Regions from separate parts of the Mus musculus genome. Here region 2 is linked to region 1. A link is a loop called in an ENCODE intact Hi-C map of the cell type or tissue named here. Cell type or tissue: left cerebral cortex. All regions are shown on one strand.

Region 1 (2,500 bases):
GTGCAAGCAGCTTGCCCACGGGTCCATCTCCCATACCCTTCTCCTCCTGTATCTTTGCACTCACGCTTGCTGTCCAGAGAACCCTTCTCTGACATGCCCTCAGCTCCCTGCTTCCTTTAGCTTGTGATCCTCTGCCCCTGGTTTTGAGCTTTCCTGTCAGCCACTGAACATTGCTTCCTCAAAACACTCCGCAAAAGCCCCTCAACTTCATGAGTGTGAAATACATTCACAAGTCGGGCATGGTGGTGCACGACTTTAATCCCAGCACTTGGGAGGCAGAGGCAGGCGGATTTCTGAGTTTGAGGCCAGCCTGCTCTACAGAGTGAGTTCCAGGACAGCCAGGGCTACACAGAGAAACCCTGTCTTGAAAAATCAACCAACAACCACAACAACAACAAAAAAAAACCCCAAACATTCACAGATAAGAAAAGCTACCCATGCCCACAGTTTTCAAAAACCAAAATTATGAGGGAGAATCCACTTTGATTGAATCTCTATTTCTATATATAGTCATCCTGCCAGCTGTCTGCATGGGTACCTAGTCACAGGGACACAGGTGGGCTGATAGCTACTGGCTCAAATTCCATACAGAGGTTATAGCTTATAGCTATAAGCTATATATAGCTGTAAGGTTTTTCTTTGTTTGTTTGTTGTTTTGTTTTGATTTTTGGTTTTTCAAGACAGGGTTTCTCTGTGTAGCCCTGGCTGTCCTGGAACTCACTCTGTAGACCAGGCTGGCCTCGAACTCAGAACTCAGAAATCCACCTACCTCTGCCTCACAAGTGCTGGGATTAAAGACGTGTGCCACCACTATAGCTGTTCTTAATGCCTCAAGCCCCAAGATACCTCAGGGTCCCATGGGGCTCAGTGCTCATTTACCTACTACCCCAGCTCCCGGCCATTAGCTTCTTGAGAGTAAAGATGGCATCTTTCTTCTTTGCCTTTCCAGAGTGTGAACTGGACTCCACCATGCAAATCAGAACTCTGTGAGCCCTGGAAAGGCGTGCCTGTAACTTGGGAGTTAAGTATCCCTCCCTCTTCCTAACAACAGCAAACAATTCTTTTGGAGCAACGACCCGCCTTTCCCTCCGGGTGCGTGACTCTTCAATTCTCTCAGCGAGTATAAAATTCTTCATATACAATGATAAAACTGAGGTGGCTTCTCCCAATGTAAGCAAACTTCTTAGCGACAAAACTGGCCTTCTGAGACGTTCTAGAGTGTCAAAAGCAGAGCGGTTTCATTCCTTATAACATTAACTCTCTTGTGCACGGCAGGATCTTTGGTGCTGGCATCAGTCAACACCAGGCATACTCTGTAATTAATAGCTAGCCTATGCAAATTTCCAAGATGTCCACTAGGTAGCGCTGTTGCACTGGGCAAGAAACAGTATGGTCTTTGCACTCTATTCCCCCTCCCCCAGGCCTCCCATCCCACCCCTTTCCACCCACTATTCCCCTGTACCTGATACTTTTAATTTGTTTCTTGCCTGTTTCTCTACCTCCAGCATGAGCTGCAGGAGGTGCACCCCAATGTCTGGAACAATGCAGGGGACAGCAGGCACCAGATGAAGGAGAGATTGCCTCGGTTAGGTTAACTCCCTAAGAACTCTGTGTAGAAAGGGTTCAGGCGCAACTCTAGCAGACGGGGGATTTGGCAGTCAGGTGACCCACATTCAGTCCTTTTTAAAATTCACCCCGTGGTGGGGAGAAGCTGGGAAATATAGCTTAGTGAGTAGAGCACTTGTCTGCCATTCTCCAGGCCCTGGGTTTTCTTTCTGGGATTAGGTAAACTGGGTGCAGAGAAGCACACCTATAATTGTAGAATACAGGAGGTGGAGGCAGGAAAGTCGGAAGTTTAGGCTTATACTCTGATGCATAGGGAATTTTAAGTCAGTCTGGGATACGTGAGACCCTGTCTCAAAAATAAAACCCACCCGTTAACTTTGTCTATAGTGTTGAGGTTTTCCCGAAGGCTGACTGACCTCACATCATATTTTGGTTTGGTTATAGTTCCTGGCATTTGCACCAATGCCTACATTCCAGTGAGTGGTCCCACTGTATCCTCAGGAAACCCCTGCAGTCTAGAATTACCATGTTCCATTTACAGGTGAGAGAACCAAGACTCTGGTTTACATACTCAGGCACAATGCCTGAGGCATTCGCCGTCCATAGGCAGAAACTGAGATTTGGATGCACCCTTCAGTTATGCTGTGAGTGGGATGGTATTCTTACAAGGCCTGCATTGGACATTATTAACTCTGCCTCCATGATGTTGTGTGAATCTGAGCAGTCAATTATCCTCAGCTTTACTGGTGAAGCATGAGAGCCACTCAAAGATGAGCTTTGACTTCAGGCCACCAATACTGCAAATCTATCCCAATAGGAGACAACCAGGGAGAGTCTGCCCTGAGTCAACCAGATGTGCCCAGGTGTGCTCCCAGCATATTCAGGATAGCTGGGAGTGAGCTTGAGGGCAGCATTGAGGTAGGACTGTCTTATT
Region 2 (2,500 bases), 320 kb after region 1:
CAGAGTTTCCTTGTATTGGCCTCTGAGCCATTGTGTATATTGTAGAATTTCTCTGGTTTTGGCAGTAAATCTGAAAACTATCTCTAAGCCTACACACTTACTGATTCAACAGTTTCCTGCTTTACACCTTTATGTAAAATAAACTAAGAAAAAGAATCAAGATAAAAACAACATTGAACTCATGCAGCACAGTAGCATTGCTTCACGTCCACCGACGGCTGCGCCCAGTGTGACAGGGAACAGCTGGTGTTTACTCTGTGGCCCTGGGGTTTTTGCTGAAGCATGGGAAGCCATTACGGGGTCCGCAGGGCTCTAGGGACCCCCGTGTTTGGGACCACACGTGGCTCCATCACACAGTTTCTGGCGAGTGTGAACAGTTCATCCATGCAGAAGATGAACACTGGGTTGGTCAGAGACTTCGTGGATGTTTGGGTTCAGCAGTGCCTTCTTTATGTTGCTATTTCATCATCTGGGAGGAACACGTAGTGGGGGGGGGGTGTGTGTGGCCTGTGTTCTCTGTGTACTCACCCTGGTTTCCTGAGCATGCAGAGGTGCCCAGGAGCAGGCAGGGACTGATGAGGATAGCAGTGTGCTGAGGCAGGTCTCAGTCAGGCACAGGCGAACCTCCAGGTGACACGGGTCAGTTCTGCTGTGATCTAGAAGGTCTGGCCTTTCCAGTGTCACAGAAACCAAACACATACCTAGCATCTCTCTTGAATGCATCTGTTAAATTGGTTTAATTCTCGGTGGGTTGAGGGCAGTGTCAGGATAGTTCTCTGAATATGCTGCTTACTATAGAGCCCGGGGAGAGTACTTTAAGCTAGACTCGTTTTGAAATGCTGCCTGTCTTTTTTTTTTCCCTAGGCCAGGCACGTCATTGAGAAGTCTGTGCACAAGATCGTTTCCCTGCTGGCGGGATTTGGGGAAACTGCTGAGAGACATCTGTCAGAGAGGACCATGCTCACAGCACATGACTGCTACCAGGAGGCTGTAACCCACTTCCGCACACACTGCTTTAACTGGCACTCTGTCACGGTGAGCCCAGCTAGGGTCCTCAGGTCTCCTGCATCTGAGATGTTAGTGCTAAACTCAGGTGCACTGGCTTGTATGGAAAGATTCTCTCTGGACCGTAGTCATGTGTCTTGTCTACCAGAGTCATAGGTGACAACTCCCATTACTGTTGCCTTTGAAGGGTGCTTGCTTCTCATGATGATGTGACCCCCACAACCCTCGCATCATCCTCACATCTCCAGACATTGGCTTCTTTCTTCCTCCTGATGTCTTCTGTCTATTCCCCAAGATTTATCATTGTTGGAGCACACGCTAGTCTATGGAGAAGGAAGAACTATGTTTCGGCCAGTTGTAGAGTCAGTCAGCTAGTCGGTCCCTAAAACGCCCTGTGGTCACAATGGGATGCTTGACTCCTCCTGGAGCAAGGTGGGCAGACTGTGGCCCGTAGACCAAACCCTGGCAGAGCCTGGCTTTGAACCTTTGTCGTCCAGTTTGGCATTTGTGCGTCATGCTTCCCTCCTCAGCTGGGTTCCCAGAATCAGCTGAAGCTGGACAGAGTTTCAGCAGCCCCAGCAGCCCTGAGGTTTGTGTGCGAATGTTTGTCTCTCCCCGGGAGAGCGTGTGAATGCCTACAGATTGCCGAAAGAAGATGGCAGACCTGTGACCCAAACGGACCTCCAACTCCTGGCTGAAATGGCTTTGTCTCTGTGACTACTGCATGGTGAGGTGCTCACGTGTGGGTCTCTGTTTTCTTGCAGTACGAGCATGCCTTGCGGTACTTGTATGTGCTGGCCAATCTCTGTGAGGCACCATATCCGATTGACAGGTAAAGCAGCGCTTGGCTGGCACTGGGAAGATGGGCATCATTCCAGATGTACTGGGGAGGGCACCACTGGCCTGAGGAGACTGTAGTTCCTGAGGCCACTCATTGGTGGAATGGGAGGGCGGGTTCCCAGTGGTGATGGCTAGGGACTTTGTCCCGCATGACTCCCCCCATGTCTTGTTTTCTGCAGGGTTGACTTAACTCATCTGATTCATCTTCCTGTTTCTTGCAGGATAGAGATGGCCATGGACAAAGTGTGTCTTAGTCACTACTGAACAGCTCGCTTCCCAATGAGTGAGCACAGTCCACTGGAATATGAACCAACCAGAGACTGAAAGGGCGGAGCCAGAGGCAGCACCCGCGCCCCTGGCCCCCAGGAATACTGCCCGCCCACCCCAGGGCTTGCTTTTTGAAGATACCTGCTTACTAAGAAGCCAGTTTGGGTGGGTAAAGCTCTCTGGAAGAAGGAACTTTGCTTCTTAGGAGTTTTTTTGTTTGTTTGTTTTGGTTTGTTTTGTTGTCCATTAGCTTTCAAGAGCAAATTCCCCGCGGCTTCTCTAGCCAGGGAAGGAATCGTCTGAGAAATTCAAAGCTGAAACCTCTTGCCGTCTTCACAGTGATTTCACTGAAGAAGAGGGTGGAAAGCAAGCCCCTATGGGAGAATTA

Evidence for each region. Peaks named below come from ENCODE experiments on the same cell type or tissue, not always from the same donor. Only the 100,000 strongest peaks of a DNase experiment are listed, where the experiment ranks them.
Region 2: it touches region 1 in a loop (6-fold over the local background); 3 of 42 quality-filtered maps call a loop at or near these places.

Annotation. Positions count from the first base shown.
Region 1 is chr12:102,718,644-102,721,143 of GRCm38, reverse strand. All of the region lies in intron 1 of Gm30296 (a long non-coding RNA gene), which reads right to left. Among named protein-coding and RNA genes, the nearest start is that of Gm30296, 9.1 kb to the right of the region's middle. In left cerebral cortex, a CTCF peak has its summit at 1,351 (motif pointing right); a DNase peak (open chromatin) is centred at 1,360.
Region 2 is chr12:102,394,179-102,396,678 of GRCm38, reverse strand. Lgmn (legumain) reads left to right here. Exons shown (of 14, transcript NM_011175.4): 12 at 865-1,035; 13 at 1,770-1,837; 14 at 2,067-2,500. The coding sequence ends at 2,109. Among named protein-coding and RNA genes, the nearest start is that of Lgmn, 44 kb to the left of the region's middle. In left cerebral cortex, no CTCF peak of the experiment used is centred here; a DNase peak (open chromatin) is centred at 943.